Linked DNA regions of Mus musculus: region 2 is linked to region 1. A link is a loop called in an ENCODE intact Hi-C map of the cell type or tissue named here. Cell type or tissue: heart. All regions are shown on one strand. Links, peaks and the distances in the headings refer to the core of each region. The heading gives the core; the rest is flanking DNA.

Region 1 (10,038 bases), core at 1,259-9,258:
AGAGGCAGTCAGGATCACGTTGTCGGACACCCATTTCCTGTCAGCGTGAGGATGGAGAAGACTGTACATTCGGTATCAGGACTGTTGAAAACATACGTCAACTTTTTCTTTTCTTTCTTCTTCCCTCCCTTCCTGTCCCAGGAAATGTTCTGCGAAGGCCAGGTGTGCAAGCAAACCTTCCAGAGAGCCTGATACATCTCCAGCAACAGAGCCCGCTTGAGGCAACTACTCAATGCCAAGTTATCTCGTAGAAGGAACGGGTGTTTGTCTGTTTTGGGTTGATGAAGGGTCTTGTCATTGGAAAGATGTCACACAGCCTGTATGAGAAACTGTTTGATTTCAGGACAGTTTCAGCTCCAATAAACCTGCTCAAGTGGTGCTGATTGGTTTTTTCTTTCTACACCTAACATGACTTGCTTGTTGGTTTGTTTATTAATTTATTTGGTCCAGGGACTGGAGAGATTTATTTGTTTGCTTGCTTGTTATCTGAGGGGCTGGAGAGATGGCTCAGAGGTTAACAGCACTGGCTGCTTTCCCAGAGGTCCTGAGTTCAATTCCCAGCAACCATGTGGTGGCTCACAAGGATCTATAATAGGATCTATAATAGGATCTATAAGAGGTCCCCTCTTCTGAACTACAGACATACATGCAGGCAGAACGCTGTATACATTATAGATAGATAGATAGATAGATAGATAGATAGATAGATAGATAGATACCTATATCTCTATATCTATCTATCTATCTATCTATCTATCTATCTATCTATCTATCTATCTATCTATCTATCTATAGTATTTGAGACAGGTTCTTACTGTGTAACCCTGGCTCACCTGGAACTCATTATGTAGACCAGGTTAACTTTGAACCCACAGACATTGCCCTGTCTCTGCCTCCTGAATGCAGGGATTAAAGGCCTGGGGCACAACCAATTATTTTAAGGAGTGTTCAAGAGCCGGTTCCGTGTGCAGAGTACACACTGGGAAACAGGATGTAATTCCTGCCTCCAAGGCTAGTGAGAAGGGTTTCAAAAATAGCTTCTGAAGGTGGACAGGTGGTGGCACTGGCCAGGTGTGAGGCTGTAGAGGTGGCCTTGATACCCATGCCAACAGGAAGCACTTTAGCTGGAAGGCCAGGAGGTCTTGTTGTTGTTGTTGTTGTTGTTTTGTTTTGTTTTGTTTTGTTTGAGACAGGGTTTCTCTGTGTAACCTGGCTGTCCTGGAACTCTGTAGACCAGGCTGGCCTCGAACTCAGAAATCCGCCTGCCTCTGCCTCCCGAGTGCTGGGATTAAAGGCGTGTGCCACCACGCCTGGCTGAAAAGGCAAATTTTAAGGGATAAAAGAAGAGGCTTTTCATATGCCGCTTACATACATAGACATACGGGCAGGCAAAATTTCCAAACACATAGATAAAAATCCGGGGGGCTGGTGAGATGGCTCAGTGCACCCGACTGCTCTTCCGAAGGTCCGGAGTTCAAATACCAGCAACCACATGGTGGCTCACAACCATCCCTAATGTGATCTGACTCCCTCTTCTGGAGAGTCTGAAGACAGCTACAGTGTACTTACATATAATAAATAAATATTAAAAAAAAAATCCGGGGCCAGCAAGATTGCAGTGGGTAAAAGCCCCTGCCCTCCTCTGACAGTATGAATTCAGTCCTTATTTGGTGAAGGAGAGAACTGATTCCTCACAAGCTGTTCTCTAATGTCCACATGAGCATTATGGCATGCATATGTGCACGCATGCACGCACGCACACACTGGTCAGACCTGTCCCCAGTGCTTCTTTAAGAGGAAGGTCAGTGGGGGGGGTGGGTATGGGGGACCTTTGGGATAGCATTGAAAATGTAAACGAGGAAAATACCTAATTAAAAAAAAAAGAGGAAGGTCAGACCTTCCTCATTTTTTTCTTTTTAAATATGTATTTTTATTATTAACATTCTTAAGCATTGCCGCTGTTTTGTTTGTTTGTTTGGTTGGTTTTTTTTTTTTTTTTTTTTTTTGGTTTTCAGAGACAGGGTTTCTCTGTCTAGCCCTGGCTGTCCTGGAACTCACTCTGTAGACCAGGCTGGCCTTGAACTCAGAAATCTGCCTGCCTCTGCCTCCCAAGTGCTGGGATCAAAGGCGTGCGCCACCACTGCCCGGCTCTGCTGTTTTAATTAGAACTTTACAACCTTTGTATTCAGACCAACACATACACTGTTGTTGTACCTATGTGCTAATAGATGAACATCAACACTTGAGAACTTCACATGGATCTTTTTTCTCTATAATTTATTTGCTCAATTTATAAAATGCTTTACTATACATTCAACGTATAAAATGATTGGTTACATAATGTCTTTTCTTTTTTTTTTTTTTTTTTTCCATTTTTTATTAGGTATTTAACTCATTTACATTTCCCATAATGTCTTTTCTAAAACATGTCACCACTTGCCTATCTTTCTTCTTTACAACTCTCGCCTTCCCATTCAGATACTGGGATCCTTTTTCTCTTCTCAAATTATTTTTCTTCTGCTTGATTTTATTTGTTTTATTTAGTTTTAAACCATGTAGATTAGTTGTTGCTTTTTAATTAGCACACAGACTAAAGAAATTCAGTATCCCCTTTTCTTTTGTTTTACTTTATTTTTTTATTAGATATTTTCTTTATTTACATTTCAAATGCTATCCCGAAAGTTACCTATACCCTGCCCCTGCCCTGCTCCCCTACCCATTCACTCCTACTTCTTGGCCCTGGTATTCCCCTGTACTGGGGCATATAAAGTTTGCAATACCAAGGGGCCTCTCTTCCCAATGATGGCCAACTAGGCCATCTTCTGCTACATATGCAGCTAGAGACACGAGCTCTGGGGGTACTGGTTAGTTCATATTGTTGTTCCACCTATAGGGTTGCAGACCCCTTCAGCTCCTTGGGTACTTTCTCTAGCTTCTCCTTTCTCTAGCTCCTCCATTGAGGGCCCTGTTGTTCCTTCCTATAGATGACTGTGAGTATCCATTTCTGTATTTGCCAGGCACTGGCATAGCCTCACAAGAGACAGCTATATCAGGTTCCTTTCAACAAAATCTTGCTGGCATATGCAATAGTGTCTGGGTTTGGTGACTGATTATGGAATGGACTCCCGGGGTGGGGTAGTCTCTGGATGGTCTATCCTTTCGTCTTAGCTCCAAACTTTGTCTCTGTAACTCCTTCCATAGGTGTTTTGTTCCCTATTCTAAGGAGGAATGAAGTATCCACACTTTGGTCTTCATTCTTCTTGATTTTCTTGTGTTTTGCAAATTGTATCTGGGGTATTCTAAGTTTCTGGGGTAATATCCACTTATCAGTGAGTGCACAGTAAGGAAGGTCACACTAAGAATGTATGTAGGTTGGGTATCAATTTAACAGGAGCTAGACTAGCCCAAGACAAGCTCTGGGCATGCCTCTGAGGGATTATCTAGATTTAGTTAATTGAGGAGAGGAGACCAGAGGGCCCTTAACTGGGAGACACCATTGCCTGGACTGAACAAAAGGTCCTTAAGTCCCTGCTGGGAGACTCCAGGCTTTGAAGGGCTGTAACCTGGGACTGTGAGTCAGCATGAAGCCTTCCTCCTTTACCTTGCTATCCTCAGGGTATTTTTCCACAACAGTAAAAGGAATCTAGGCCTTAGGGAATCTGCGTGATCAGAGAGGAGGTAGAACTGTTGGTGGGGGAGACTCTTGGAGATGCAGATAAGAAGGTCCAGGTAGAAAGCCCTAGGGCAAGTCCCCTTAACACTTAAGAACTCCGTCTGGAGCAGAAACAACCATTTTAGATGAAGAATCCGCAGTTCAAGATAACTAGAGAGAAAGGCAAGCAGGATGCAAGGTGAGGACTGTGGTAAGATGACCTATTCGGCCTCCAGCAGCTGAAGGAGGAGGAAGCCCACTGGGAGAGAGCAATGTGTTGGAAGCCGGAAGTGAGGCTGCAGCTCCGCGAAGGGGCGGGGCTGCTCAGCCATGGAATAAATAGATCGAGGGATGGCGGGGAGCCAAGCGTGGTTTTCAAGCGTGGGACCACCCAGATGTGGGGACAGCATTCTGAATCCCGGTTGAAATCACAGCATCAGGAGTCTAAACACAATTAACATTCCTTGCCAGGTGGCCAACATAGAAACAGTGTAACCCTTAGGCTTTAAGCCCAATTCATTGATATTTTAACATTTTTTTGTGGAAAAAAAATATATATAACCTTATGTTGGCCACCTTCACAGCAAATGCTAATTGTGCTGCGGCTCTAGAAGATGAGGTTTCAACTAGGGACTCCTTTTATCTCCCACATCAGGATGGTTTTTCTTTCTATCCTGCCTCAGTGGACTCAGTAAAGATTTAGGGGAACATCAGACAAACTAGGATTCAAGAGTCTGAGGCCTAAGCCCCACAGTTTATGCCGGAAATAACCGAACACTTTGAGGAGCCAAAGGAAGGACTTCCGTGGAGGCAATGACGTGACAGCTGCACCAGGCGCGCTGGATGCAACTTCCCTCCCATGGCTCCCGCTGCTTCTCTGCAGGCTGGCGCCAGCTGGCGGGCCTGACGGGGCGCAGACTGGAACGAATGGCCACTTTGAGTTTCAACTCGAAGCGTCCACCAGGGGGAGGCTGCAGGACCTCGCTGTGCAGAGCTGAGAAGGGCTGCCACGTGTCGGATGAGGACTGCGGAGAGCCGCGGGGCGCGGAGGAGGCTCGGTCCTTCCCCAAAGCACAGGCTGAGCTGTCTGTGCAAAGGTGTAATGACACGGAGAAAGGGCGGATTTTAAGGGATAAAAGAAGAGGCTTTTCGCGACGCCGCTTCAGCAAGTTATCTGAACCGAGCCAGCTTTCCTGGGAGGATCAAGAATTCCAGCTCCTCAGCCTGGACTCGAGGGGAGCAGGAGAGCTGTGGAGCCGGAGAACAATGGGAAGTCTGTGGTTAGGGAGGTGACCTGCAGTTCTACACGGGGACACCCGAGAGGAAGCCGAGAAGACGCTTGGTCCTTGGTTTTAATTAATTTTTACTTATTCCTACCCAGTAGGAATAGAGAAAATCTTGCCTTAAAAAAAAAAAACTAAATAAAAGCAAGCAAACAAAAACAATGTTTAAAAATTAGCCTTAGTACACACACACACACATATATATACACACACATACACAAATCCTTTCTGGGATTAAGGGGGGTTGGAGACAAGGTCTCACTTTGTGGCTGTGGCCTGGAACTCAATATGTAGACCAGGCTGACCTCTCCTGTAACTCATAGAGATCCACTGGCCTCTGCCTCCCTACTGCTGGTATTAAATATATGGGCCACCACACCCAGCTTTTTTTTTTTCTCTTTTAGTTGTGGTAAAAATACATATATCAGGGTCAGGGAGATGACACAGCACACAAAGGCACCTGTCACTAAGCCTTGTGTTTGTGATATCTGGAATCCATGTGATAGGAGGAGAGAACAGAGTCCTGTAAAGAGGACCCAAAGGTCATCTCTGATCTCCACACCTGTGTTAACACGTGCACACAAATAATAAATAAATAAGTGCAAATGAAATACACATAGGGTGGCATAAAGCCTTAGAGATGTATTGCCAAAGTGGAAATGTGCTGTCTCCATGGGAGCACACTTGGCTAGCATGCAGAGACCCTGGGTTCAGGTGAGCAGTGAAGACAGCAAAAAAAAAAAAAAAAAAAAAAAACCCACATAAAATCGACCATGTTGGACACTTTGAACAATCCAAATGGGGAACATTAAGAAAATTCATAATGTTGGGTGTAGTGGCGCATGCCTTTAGTCCCAGCACTCGGGAGGCAGAGATAGGTGGATTTCTGTGAGTTTGAGGCCAACCTGGTCTATAGAGAGAGTTCCAGGACAGCCAGGACTACACAGAGAGACACTGTCCCCAAATAAGGAAATAAATAAATAAGAACATTTATACTGCCAGGTATGGAGAGACTTATGTAAAACCCAACATAGTGAGCCAGGAAGTACAGGACTCAAGGTCTATGCAAGGAACTCAAGGTCAGTCTAGGTTACACAAGACCTGTCTCAAGAGTGCACCAAACCAGGGCTGGTGAGATGGCTCAGTGGGTAAGAGCACCAGACTGCTCTTCTGAAGGTCCGGAGTTCAAATCCCAGCAACCACATGGTGGCTCACAATGAGATCTTCTGGAGTGTCTGAAGACAGCTACAGTGTACTTACATATAATAAATAAATCTTTAAGAAAGAGTGCACCAAACCAAAACAAAGGATCTTGTTCCCACTGCTATGCCACCACTACTACCTGAAGAGTGCTCTCTCCCTGGGATTACAGGCATGCACCACCACTACCTGGCCACACCCAGCTTTTATGTGAGTGCTTGGGATTTGAACTCTGGTCCTCATGCTTTCACTGAGGCCTCTCTCTCCAGTCCCAGTATCTGGCTTATTTCGCATACTATTAATATAATATTCTGACAAGTAAGTCAGAATTCCCTCTCTTTTTAAGACTGAATTACATAAAGATTTTGTTTTTATTAATGAGTATATGAATATGTCAGTGTATGCCACATGTATATGCCACATGTGTGCAGGTGTTCAAGAAGACCTCCTGGAGCTGGAGTTACAGGTGGTTGTGGACTGCCTAGCCTAGTGTGAGTGCTTGAAACTGAACCCTGGTCCTCTTGCAAAAGCAGTGCATGCTGTTATTATTGTTGTTGTTGATGCTATTAAGATTTATTTATTTATTTATTTATTTATTTATTTAATGTATGTGACTACATTATTGCTGTCCTCAGACACACCAGAAGAGAGCATTGGATCCCATTACAGATGGTTGTGAGCCATCATGTGATTCCTGGGAATTGAACCCAGGACCTTTGGAAGAGCAGTCAGTGCTTGTAACCACTGAGACATCTCTCTAGCCTTCTTTTATTGTTTTTTAAAGATTTATTATTTTAAATTCTGTGTACTTGGGGATGGTATTTGCATCAGGTACAGTGGCTGGCAGAGGCTGGAGGCACAAGATCCCTCTGGAGTTACAGGCTGTTGTAAGCTGCTGGCCATGTCCTATGGATGAACTAGTGTGTGCTCCTAACTGCAACGCCATCTCTCCTCCAGCTCCTAAGGCTGAATTACTAGTCCTTGTGTTGCTAGACCACATTCAGTCTGTCCTTTCTTCCATTGCTTTCTGGTTCATTGTGTAAATAATGTTGCTATGAGCGAAAGTGTTAGAATGTAGCAACTGCAATCTAGCCCTTGGTTGACTGAAGCAGAAGGATGTCACAGTTCAAAACCAGCCTGGGCTATATAAGTGAGTTTCAGGCCAGCCTGAGCTACATATCAAGTTTCAGGCCAGCCTGGTGGAACACTATATGGCTCAAAGCCAAACAAAATAGTGAAGAAAAAAAAAAAAAACCTCACTGGAATTCCTACCTCAATCCCTTTGGCTGGGAAGTGGAATTCCTAGGTCGTGTGGTAATTCTGTGGAAGAACAGCCAAAATGCTCCACGCTGATGTTACCAGTGGACATTCTCACAGGGAGGCTTTCTTCCCGTCTTGACCAACAACTGTCAGTCTCTGGCTTTTGACAGTACCCATCCCTGTGAGTGAACTTAAAAATAAAAAATAAAAAAGAAGGTGGTAAAGTCTACATAGCATCAAATTGGCCATTTAAGGGCCTAGAAGCAGCTTGGTGGTGAGACACTGGTTTAGCATTTGTGAAGCCCTGGGTTTGGTGCCCAGAACTGAAAAAACAAAGTTAGCCTTTCATTTTTTTTATTTTGTAAAGATTAATTTATGTATATGTGTGGACATGGGGTGGTAGATGTGTGTGTGTGCATGTGTCCACAGAGGCCAGAAATGGTGTCAGGCACTCCTGAGGCTGGATATGACAGCAGCCGTGAGTCCCTTGATGTGGCTGTTGAGAACTGTACCTGGGTCTGCTGAAACAGCAGCAAGCACTCTTAAGTGCTAGGCTATCTCTACAGCCCCCAAAGTGACCTTTTCAACCAAAGAACACAGTTCAGCGCACTAAATACACTTGCAACGTTGTCAACCATAACTGCTGTCTAGCTCAATAACTTCTTTCTTGCATTAAAATTATTACTGGGCATAGTAGCTCACACTTTTAATCCCAGCACTTGGGAGGCAGAGGCAGGTGGATCTCTTTGAGTCTGAGAGCAACCTGGTCTAGATAATGAATTCCAGGGCAGCCAGAGCTTGCTTGCTTGCTAGCTTGCTTGCTTGCTTGCTTGCTTGCTTGCTTCCTTCCTTCCTTCCTTCCTTCCTTCCTTCCTCCCTCCTTCCTTCCCTTCTTCCCTCCCTCCCTCCCCTGCCACCTTTCTTTTTTTCTCTGTGTAGCCCTAGCTGTCCTGAAACTCCCTCTCTAGACCAGGCTAGCCTCAATCCTGCCTCTGCCCTCAGAGTGCTGGGATTAAAGCATTAGAGGTATGGGCCACCATGACTGTTTTTGTTTGTTTTGTTTTGTTTTTGAGACAAAGTTTTACTGTGTAGCTCTAGCTGGCCTGGAACTTGTTATGTTGACTAGGCTGTCCTGGAACTCACAGAAGTATCTCTACCTCCCTCATGCTGGTATTACAATCATGCACTACTATGCCTATAACCAAACTCACATCTTTTTTTGTTTGTTTGTTTTTCTGAGACAGGGTTTCTCTGTGTAGCCTTGGCAGTCCTGAAACTCACTCTGTAGACCAGACTGGCTTTGAACTCAGAAATCCACCTGTCTCTGCCTCCCAAGTGCTGGGATTAAAGGTGTGCGCCACCACTGCCCGACTTCCAAACTCACATTCTTAAACTGTACCCCCCCAAACTCAAGATTTTGCAAGCATGCTGGTGCACACCTTTAGTCCCAGTGTTTGGGAGGCAGAGGCAGGTGGATCTCTGAGTTCAAGGCCAGTCTGGTCTACTAGAGTGAGTTCCAGGACAGCCAACAATACACAGAAAAACCCTGTCCAAGAAAAAAAAAGCCAAATAAACAACAACAAAAAAACTTACCCCCCCTCAACAAAACAAAATAAAACAGCAAAATTCCCTCAGGATCTTTCTGAATGTGTCTGGAATACTGACATGGGCTTATAGGCTTCAAGAACTTGTCATTTCCTCAAATGGGAACTTCATACCCAACAGGATTCCGCCTGTTCTGGCTCCTCACATAAATGAGATCATACAAGAAACACGTGCTCTCTTCCACTGAGGATAACATCTTCAAGCTTTGTCTGCACTGTTGCACGCATCGGCTTCCATTCGCCTTTATGTCTGAGCTGTCTCAGTGATACTCCGTTCTACGGCTAGGCAACAAATGGCTGCCCCACCATCTGTTGATGGCCCTTTAATGACTTCCACCTTTCAACCGTTGTGAACTGGGCTGCAAAGAGCATTCATGCATTAAATTCTGCTTGCATATCTGATTTCTGTTATTTGGGATATCTGCCAAGGAGTTAAATCTGGGTAACATAGTAACTCTGTGTCTAACTTGTTAAGGGGTTGAGAGCCTGTTTCCCACAATGCTCACATCATTTACACCCCCAAAAGCAGTTCATGAGTTTTATATGTTTTAAAACTTTCATTTAGCACCATCATCATCATTTGTGTGTATATAAGGTGTGTGTGTGTGTAAGCTGTGTATGTAAGGTGCGTGTATAAGGTATATGTGTGAGGAGTGTGTGAGGTATGTGTAAGGTGCATGTAAGATGTGTGTGTAAGGTGTGTATGTGAGGTGTGCATATGTTAGGTATGTGAGGTGTGTGTATGAGATGTATGTTACACGTGTGTGTATGTGTGAGGCATGTGTAAGGAATATATATATATATATGTATGTGAGGTGTGTATGTAAGGTATGTTAAGAGGTATGGGTAAGGTGTGTGTGTGTGTGTGTGTGTGTGTGTGTGTATAGGTCAGGTCTCTCCTTCTACCTCTATGTGGGTTCTGGGGATTGAGTACAGGTTGCTAAATTCCTAGGGCAAGTGCCTTTACCCACTGAGCCACCTGTGGGCTTCATGGTTCCTATTTTCTACATTAGAGTTATTTCCTCTTGTGTGTGTGTCT
Region 2 (10,038 bases), core at 1,100-9,099, 71 kb after region 1:
ACATATGACCTTGAGTCTCCCTGAGCATCTCTTGAGTCTCAATTGAGCAGTGGCCTTTTGTTTCTGGGGCCACTCAATGCTCTCCCCCACTCTGAAAACTGGGTTAGAAACTGCATTTCTAGATGATTTGGGGCACACAAATTTAATGACCCTTTGTTTCTACATCTTCAACTGAATTTCCCTCTGGACCCACCCAGTTTGTGTTTGTGCCCAGTACAAATAACTCCAGGCTAGAAGTAGAGACTGCAGCAGGAGCTGGGCGCGCGTCATTAGGTTTGGCAGCTCCTGAAGAGAGAGAAGAATGTTGATGCGAGGTGACCCCAAAAGAGAGATGCTTATATTAGGTTGAATTTTTTATTACCTTTTCCCAAGCAGATATTACCAAAGGCCACTGTGTGTGTCTTGTGCCTGTAACGTCTGTGTGATGACAGCTCACACAGCAGACATCCCTAGGAGTGGCTTCCATACGTGGTAAAATGCTTCATTTGGTTTGGTTTGAGCTGTCTGTGGGCGAAATGTTTTGGTTAGTTCTTTAGCAGATCGCGTCCTGCTTTTACTGACACGTCCCTTTGTAGATTCCCTGTGTCCAGCCGTGCCCGAGCTCCAGGCTCTGTGCTTATCCACTGGCTGCGGTGTGACTGTGGATCGGTGCTTGTCCAGCATCGCCTGTGTGCTCTCTGTGATGGGACTTGGACTGGAGCAGCGGGAGGACGGCTGTGGTCTTTGAGTTTCATCTCTGCTGCTCAGGTTCTTTGTGTGGCTTCTGTTCTTGGACAGAAGGGCCAGCGTTTTTAGGCTCAGTTACAAGGTTACATTTTCATCAGTTGGCTCCAGCTTCTTTGGCTACACTGAAATGAGATATCTGGCCTGTCTATTGGAGATTACGAGTAGACTCCAGATAAAGTGTATGAAGATGGTTGCAGGATATAACACTAAACAAATCGAGAGTTTGAGGATACATGGAGGTCAGGACAGCAAGAGGTAGCAAAAGAACTTGTTTCTTTTTGAGTGGAATCTTTTTTCCTGCTTGTAGAATCCCATGTGACTCCATTGCACACAGCAGACGTCTGTGGGAGCATGTTTTGATTTATCTGTGGGATAAATTTATGTAGCTGAGGATGTCCTGTGACTTGGTATTGGGATTGTTAGCCAGAGCAATCAGAGCAGTAACAGAGAAACAAACAGGCTGTGAATAAGAAAGAAGTCAGATTTTCTTTTGTTTTGTTTTTTGAGACAGGGTTTCCTGGAACTCCTTCTGTAGACCAGGCTGGTCTTGAACTCAGAGATCCACCTGCCTCTGCCTGCTCAATGCTGGGATTAAAGGCGTGGCCACCACGTTCCCTGAAGTCAGATTATCTCTATGTACAGGAGATGTCGTTCTATAGCTTTCTCCTCCTCCTCCTCTTTGTTAAGATTTCTTTTATTTATTCTATGTGTAGGGTTGTCTTGTCTGCGTTTGTGTGTCTGTATCACATTGGTGGCTGGTTGGGGACTAGATTTACAGACAATTGTTAATAGTTGCTAACACGACAGTGCTGGGAATTGAACTTAGGTCTCTGGAAGAGCAGCTGGTGTACTTTATCTCTGAGCCGTTTCCTCAGCCTGATTCTGTAGCTATTTAAAACTGTATTATTTCATGTGTCTGTGCCTCTGTGTGTGTGTGTGTGTGTGGGTGTGTGTGTGTGTGCACTTAGAAGCATGTAGGTGCTTTTGGAGGCCAGAATAGGTTGGAACTGGAGTTAGAGATGGTTGTGAGCAGCCATGTGGGTGCTGGGAACCAAACCTGGTCTTCTGGGAGAGCAACCAATACCTTTAACCATCTCTCCATCTCTGTGATCTATGTTAACCCAACCAGAAAGCTGCAAAGTTTACTAGCACTTTAAGTGAAGTCGTGGGATGCAGGAAAATGAGTCATTTTTCTGTATAATAGAATGATCATGTTAAGAAAGAAAGCTAAAAAGCAGTCCCACAGAGCAGTCTTTCAGAGGTAAGAAATAAATCACCTTGGAAAAATAGTGCTGCCTCTCAGGAAAGGGCTTGTATGCTGACAGCCTTGAAGACACTCCTTGTTTGAAGGTCGTCAGAGTTCATGTTGTGGAAGGACTTTAATACCTACAGATCATTTTATTAAGTAAGCCAGGCCCAGAAAGACAAATAACACTTTCTCCCTCATATGCAGAATCTAGACTTAAAACTAAAGACTTGGTGGCTGGGAGTGGCTCAGCAGTTGCGAGCACATACTACGCTTGCACATGCATACACATGCTCTCACACTCGTACACAAATGTGCACACAGAAATACACATTAAATGAATAAATGTAATTTTTTTTTAAAACAGCGCGGGGGAGGGGGGTAGGGGGGTAAGAATTGTCTCAGGGAAGAGTCCATAAGGCTGTAAGGGAAGGCTTATCTTGTCTTACCGCCCTGAGGACTCCTATCCTCTCTTGTTGCAGAGAGCTGTGCAGTTTGCCACTTACTTTCCTCAAGGCTTGGGCTCCAGTGTCATCTCCTCAGGGGCTAACGTCTGACTGTAGCGACCTAGGGACGAAACAGTCCCGTGCCTACTCGTGCAACTTCCCAGTGCTGCGCCACACCCAGTCTCTGCCTTTATTCACTGACAGCCTTCATCTGTGTCATTCATTGTAGAGTCCCTGGACTATGAACGGTGCACACAGTGGTCCCGTGTGCACATTTGTAGAGTGAATCGGCTGGTGTGAACTTGATTAACTCTGGGCCTTAGCTTGAGAAAATACAGAATTTCAAGGTCTATACATAAGAGCTTGGTAAATGGGAGGCTTGAGAGATGGCTGAGTCGGGGTGCACGCCTGGGAACCTGGGTTTGTCCCATAGATGTGCTTAGAACAAACTTGGTGCGGCAGTGTGGCACATGGGTGTGGTTTGAGTGCTGGCGAGGAAACGCAGGCAGAAGGATGTCCAGTGCATTCAGTGAGCTCCCGAGGGTACAGCATTCAGTGGTGAGCACACACAGACACGCACGCACACTCACACGCACACTCATAGGCACGCGTGCGCTGGAGTAGAAAGAACACTCCAGGTAAATGGAAATGTGAGTATTCCCATTAGAGAAGGAAACACACAGGATCCTGTAAGACGCAGGTGATTGTTATTGGTACATTTGAAATGTAATTTGGTCTGCCTGGACATGAGATGTGTGTTATTTTTGAGAATATTTTCATTGTTTGGGATATTCTGTTACACTCCTGTTCTAGGAGGTAGTTACCTGATTAGCACCTCACAGTGCTGACTGACTCAGACTGCTGATGTCGTTATTAGAAAATGCTGGTGTAAGTTTTTAACCTGTCCCTTCTTGGGACTTAAATATGAAACGTTTCTAGGATCTTAGGATGTCAGAGCTGTGCAAGGATCATGAGTGTGGAGGCTGGGGACCTGCTGTGTCGTCAGTACTGGTGGTTATCCTTCCTCAGCCTCCTCACCTGCTGAGCAGCGGGACCATCCCACTGCCGCTGACGTCCCCTCGGCTGTGCTCCTGACGAGGTTAATGTGCTGAGAGTCTGTGCTGAGTATCTTTGCCGTCATTTTGACCTCTGACTGTTGACTTGGCGTTGATGAGACTGGGATCATGGTTTCCTTGGGTACTTTGAGTACTGATAGAGCTAGTATTTTCTCTCTCTGTCTGTGTTGGGTTAAAGGTTCATCTCACCTTTATCCCCCTTCTGATGTAAATCCGCTAATTGCTTGCTGTCTGATTCATGAATCATCTCTTAGCTTTGAAAATTCCTTGATATTTCCTCAGGTCTCGCAGAGGATGGATAGACTTCTACATACTTGGTCATCTTAGGCATCTGCCCGTCTGCCCGAGTGCAGAGATCACAGGTGTAAGCCGGTGCACCGGTCACCTGCCACTTCACGTTCTAGGGGAACACTTGCAGTGTCGTGGTTGTTCAGTGGAGTGTATTGCTGAGAGCTGTTTGTAACTCGAGCCACAGCTGCCTGAGCCCACGCCACAGGTGCTTCATACCCTCAGGCACAAGTCACGTGCTCATCTGGGTGCCATGTCACACTCCGTGCAGCTGGCAAGGATCTCCTGGCATCAAATGTTAACTTTTTAATTTTTTTTTAAACTTCAGAAAGTGTTTGAATGTGTGCTTATCAGGAAATAGTTTAAAATTTTCATTTTAACCACCAAGTTATGTTTTCACTGACTTATGTGAGAGCTGCTACAAGGACAATGACTGAATTACACATAGGAGCAGGGCTATATTAGCAAAGCCTTTGGATTGTGCAGTGAACATAATCAGGGAGTCCCAGGTAAAACTCAGGCTGCTGTGGGTCAGGCAGGCTTTCCCCGTGAACTTCCCAGGGCTTGCTCTATCAGCACGCTTGTGGTAGGTTTGAATCCACTGTTGGGTGCCTGTCTCCTGCGCTTCACACTGTTCCTGCTTCTGCTGTCCAGCCAGTTGGGACCTTCCAGAGTGTGGCTTAGTGAGTAAGGCACACCTGAACACTCCTTGCCGCTGTGAGGATGAACGTACTCTGCTTCAGCGTCTCCAGGCCACCGCGTCTGCTGTTGTCCTAGGTCTGGCTAGGTGCTCTGCAGCCCGGAGGCCTGCCCCGTCCCTAGACTTCCCCTCAGCCTCATTCTTTCCTTTTAAAAATGTTAACACACTGGAGTTAGATTACAGTAATTCGGGTTTGTTAGTCCCTGGGGGACAGCCTTGATTTTGCAGCATGGTTTCTTGTGCACTGAGTCACCTCCACACCCCACTTCCATTCTCACGTCTGCTGTATGTGTTTCCCCAAATGCCAAGGGGAGTTAAGCGCACATTTTCCAAATGTAGTTACGCTTGTCTCTCTGACTGAGTGTGTAGCCTATTGTTGTTCTCTCAGTTCTTAATTGGATCTCTTAGTTCCTGTGCTTTGTCTGGGTGGGGTTGAAGGAGAGATGTCAAGTCCTGCTGTCTCCCATCTCTGTCATCTTCCATAGGGGATATTTTTGCCTAACTTTCCCCCTTTATTTCAGAATTTCCTGCTTCTTCCTTTGTCTTCATCTCTTCGTGATTTTTGTGTTAAGTACAAACACAAAAATCAGTGTGGTACTGGAACATCCGTTTTGTTGGAGATTAACCTCAGCTTCTTTGTCCAGTATCCTTGGACCTCACCATTGTGCTGCTTGGCCTTTGTCTGGGAATAGTTATTATATATATTATATAGTAGTAGCAGGGCTCCACAGCGCCCCCTGCAGGTGTAGTGGAAGTTCTTGTTGCAGGGAACAAGCTAAGCTGGTACCACGCCCTGAGTCCGCTTACTCTTTGTGCAAGATTTTTGTTTATTTGGTTTTCACTGATTTGCTTTTCCTTGTTCACTGAAATTTCTGAAAATTCAATAGCAAACACATTCATTTTTCCTTCCAACTTGGCATTCTCTGGCCTGTTGTGATGCTGTGAAGTCTCTTCAGGTCTGTGTAGACATCTTGAGGATGAGAGTGGTACCCTAGTAGTCACTTGGAGCATCTCTCCTAACGTGAGAGACTATAGCACTGTCTGCCCAAGTGGTGCCACTCGTTTTGGCTCATGAACCTGTGGTGACTCCAGCCTGCTCAACGCTCAGCAGCAGTTTCTAGTCCTTCCGATTTGTAAGTTAGCATCCCCAGCAAGGCCAGGTCGCCCTGACAGGCTAGGGTGTTTCCCAGACATCATTGGTTGGCCTGGGCGCAGACAAAGCAGCAATGAGCTGCAGTGTGGCTGCATGGGGAAATTGTGCTTCACCGTGGGTGCAGGCTTCTAACCGGCTTTCTGCTGCAAAGTGGCCAGCTGTGCTCTAGAAAGCTGTGCTCTAGGAGTGGTACTGAAGAGGAAAGCATTGTCAATCTGTTTTCTCTTCTCCAAAGTTTGGGAGCCTCTGGTGGAGCAAGTAACTGGGATTCGTACAGTGACCATTTCACCATTGAAACCTGCAAAGAGACGGACATGCTGAACTACCTCATCGAGTGTTTTGACCGAGTTGGAATAGAGGAAAAAAAAGCACCAAAGGTACTGCGGAGCTTATTTATGCCTGTGCTGACCCCTGCGCAGGAGCAGCTCTTAGGGCCTGTCTGTGAGAACGGAATCTAGTCCTGGAGAACTCACAGCACCTTGTAGACCTTATGCCAGAGCTCCGCTGTGAGTGGGCGCGCCTGGGCTCTGGAGTCTGTCCTCTCCTCTGTCTGCCCATGATGTCCGTGGTCCTGATAATTGCTGATTGTGTCAGTTTTCCAGTGCTAGCACAGAATGTCCAGGAAGCTCAAAGCAAGAAAGGTGTATTACGCTCACAGGTCCTTAAATCCATCACCAAATGAGTCCATTGTTTCTGGGATATGGTGAGCATCTTTGTAGACAGGTGTGGTACAGCTAAATTGCTGTTGTCATGGTGACCAAGGAGCAAAGGAAAGCAGAGGAAGTCCTGGGATGAGCTAGCTAGACTGCTCAGCCACACTCTAATTGACCTGCTTCCTTTCATGAGGCCTTACCTGCCAATCCTACCGTATCATCAGTCAGTGCATTGCTGAAGCTAGAGCCACAGCTCTGGTGCCCCTTCACCCCTCAAAAAATGCCCATCAGCTAGAAACCAAGCCTATAACATAAGAAGTCCTCCAGGGGCATATTTCTATTGAAACCATACTGCTAGGTGCCTGAGATAACCATACAAACATCCGACATTACAGAGCATCCGTTCCCTGGACTGCAGCAACTGTTACAGTCCATGAGCTTGGATTTTCACAGTTGCCCAGTGAGTCCCCACAGCCGCATGAGTGAGTGATACTCCTCAGAGGTGAAGCTGCAGTTGTACAAGCTGCAGGACCATGCTAAGACAAGGAAGTAGCCCCAGCCCTGTTTTTGAGACATCGTCTCTCTGTGTAGCCCTGGGTGGCCTTGAACACAGAGATCCACTTGCATCTGGAAGCTGAGATGGAGGTGTGCACCACCACGGCCGGCACCTTCCGCTGTCTCATTCCATATCCCCTCATTCACATCTCACTGATACCAGACTGACGTTAGAAACTGATGTCCTTGGGGGCTAGAGAGGTAGATCAGCGGTTAAGAGCACCCACTGCTCTTCCAGAGGTCCCGAGTTCAATTCCCAGCACCCACATGGTGCCTCACAACCATCTGTAATGAGATCGGATGCCCTTTTCTGGTGTGTCCGAAGACAGCTACAGTATACTCATATACATAAAAGAAATAATTCTTTAAAAATTTTAAAAGAGATCACATTTAAAAAAAAGAAAAAGAAACTGTTGTTCGTAATCTCAGCAAAAGCAAACAAATGCTGGGTGTGGTCCCGGGAGCCTGGGACAGGAGGATTGCTCTAGATGGAGATCCACCTGGGCTACTGTACAAAAGACTCTGCCTCAGAGTGTGTTATAACTCCGCCCAAAAGGAAATGGAGTGGGTGTGCCCTGTGGCTCTGCCGTCTTCTCTGGTTAACCTCGGTACAGTGGGCACACCTGCCTTACTTGGTCCATTAGGAGCACAGGGTGAGAGAAGCAGGCCATTTCATAGCCATGCCTCTGCTCCCAGCCTTTTTGGTTCTTTATGCTGACTGTTGTCTCTCTTCTCAGATGTGCAGCCAGCCAGCAGTCAGCCAGCTTCTGAGCAACATCCGCTCGCAGTGCATCTCCCACACCGCACTAGTGCTACAAGGTTCCCTCACACAGCCCAGGTATGACGGACGACACTCGGTTGCTGTGCTTCTGGGTGGGTAGGGAAGGCCAGCGCTCAGTGCCTGTCAGCCGCCAGTTGTTTTATACCATGGTGAGAACTCTGGGTCCTGTATTGTGACTGTCTCTCAGTCCTCAGAGCTCGGGCTGGAGAGATGACTCAGACTTAAGGGCACTGGCTGCTCTTGCCAAGGACTTGGGTTCAATTCCCAGCATCCACATGATGGGGCGTAGTATCTGTAACCCCAATTCCAGTAGATCTGATGCCCTCTTCTGGCCTCTTTGGACACTGTACACATGTGGTGTCGTACAGAAACATACATACATGCAGGAACAACATGCGATAAACATACAGCCACCTAAGGATAGCGAGGTATTTAGGAGTAAAGATGCACTTCCTCCTCGTAGAAACGGTGGAAATAAAATGTTTTCTTCATTTTCTAAGTAGTACGGAACATTTTAAAAAAAGAAGTTATTTATTTATTTATTTATTTATTTATTTTATATATATATGTGTGTATATATATTTTAAGATTTATTTATTTTTATTATATATAAGTACACTGTAGCTATCTTCAGACACTCCAGAAGAGGGAGACAGATCTCATTACGGATGGTTGTGAGCCACCATGTGGTTGCTGGGATTTGAACTTCGGACCTTCGGAAGAGCTGTCGGGTGCTCTTACCCACTGAGCCATCTCACCAGCCCTATTTATTTTTTAAGAGTTCTCTATACTTTGAAATATGTAGAGCCAAGGCAAAATATCGATAATTTAATATCTAGTGCTTGGGATCATTGTCTGTTTTTGACAAAATAACGACATTCCATGTGCTTCCACATTGATTGTTACTAGGTACTAGAGAACAACGGGGGTGGGGGCCAGGTGAGGAGGGACATTATCTATAGTCCTAGCATTCAGGAGTCAGAGGCAGGAGGAGCAACACCAGCACAAGGCCAGTCTGGCCTATATAGGAAGTTGCAGGCCCGCCTGTGTTTCATATTGAGACCCTGTCTCATAAAAACAAGATAAACCAAAGTACAGTTGTAGGGAAAATATTTGGGATAATTTGCTATAATTTGTCTTTTTCAGAAAGTTTTGTATAGCTCTCAAGGTTAATAAAAGATTGCATATTTCATTCATTCATTCATTCATTCATTCATTCATTTATGCCAGGGGTGGAGGCCTTTAGTCCTAGCACTTAGGAGGCAGAGGCAGGTAGACTCTATGAGTTCAAGGTCAGCTTGGTCTATACAGCGAGTTCCAGGACATCCAGGGCTACCCAAAGAAACCCTGTCTTGAAAAACAAAAATAAGACAATACAAAATTTTATTTATGAGTATGTGTATTTTTCTGCTTGTATTCTTGTGTATTCCATGCATGCCTGGTGGCCATAGAGGCCAGAAGAGGGCACTTTATCCCCCCACCCCCCGCAGCTGGAGTTAGCAACGATTGCTGCCATGTCACTGCTGGGAATTGAACCCAGGGCCTTTGGAAGAGCCGTCAGTGCTCTTAACTGCTGACATCACATTTCTCCAGCCCTATATTTCATGTCTATCATGTAAAAACAGCTAAAGGAAAAATGGAAAAAAATGGGATTCTTTTTTTTAATTTTGGTTATTGCCTGTACTATAACCACATGGTTTTTAATCTTTTCAAAATGGAAGAAAATTAGGCCGTATAGTACCACATGTCTGTAATCTCACAGCACTGGGGAGATCGATGCGGGATTGACTACTAGTTTGACCTTCGTGGGCTCCGTAGCAAAACCTTGTCTTTAAAATCCAACTAACTAAGCTGGATGAATTGGCACATGCCTTTACTCTCAGCATTTGGAAGGTACAGGCAGGTAGATCTCTGAATGCAAAGCCATCCTAGTCCAGGGAGTTCCAGGACAGCCAGGGCTACCCAGAAAAACCTTGTTTTTTTTGTTTGTTTGTTTGCTTATTTTTTGAGACAAGGTTTCACTGTGTAGCTCTGGCTATCCTGGCTATGTAGACCAGGCTGGACTGGAACTCAGAGATCTACCCCTGTTTCCTGAGCGCTGAGATTAAATGTGACACTGCTGTCGCTGCTAACAATTGAGGAACCTTACCAAACCAAACCAAACCAAACAATAATAAAATCTCCACAAAACCAAGTCACAGAAAAAAAGAAAAGGAATTTGAAAGAGATTATGGCTATTTTTTTTCTTCAATGTAGATGAGACATAACGAGGATTTTTTATTTTTAATTTAACAAAATTAGATTCACTTATGAGCCTTTGTGTGTGCTTGTGGGTGCTCTTAGAGGTCAGAAAAATGAGTTGAGATCTCCTGGCACTGGAATTACAAACCGTTGTGAGCCACCACAGGGGTGCT

Evidence for each region. A loop is a pair of places that touch in the nucleus more often than their neighbours do. Peaks named below come from ENCODE experiments on the same cell type or tissue, not always from the same donor. Only the 100,000 strongest peaks of a DNase experiment are listed, where the experiment ranks them.
Region 2: it touches region 1 in a loop (4-fold over the local background); 9 of 42 quality-filtered maps call a loop at or near these places.

The regions. Positions count from the first base shown.
Region 1 is chr4:149,440,027-149,450,064 of GRCm38, reverse strand. Rbp7 (retinol binding protein 7, cellular) reads left to right here. Exons shown (of 4, transcript NM_022020.2): 4 at 142-364. The coding sequence ends at 192. Among named protein-coding and RNA genes, the nearest start is that of Rbp7, 9.9 kb to the left of the region's middle. In heart, for the core only: a CTCF peak has its summit at 4,611 (motif pointing right); DNase peaks (open chromatin) are centred at 3,964, 4,574 and 7,460; H3K4me3 peaks cover 1,533 bases; H3K27ac peaks cover 2,477 bases.
Region 2 is chr4:149,368,802-149,378,839 of GRCm38, reverse strand. Ube4b (ubiquitination factor E4B) reads left to right here. Exons shown (of 27, transcript NM_022022.3): 7 at 5,871-6,012; 8 at 7,581-7,681. Among named protein-coding and RNA genes, the nearest start is that of Ube4bos3, 39 kb to the right of the region's middle. In heart, for the core only: a CTCF peak has its summit at 5,227 (motif pointing left); no DNase peak of the experiment used is centred there.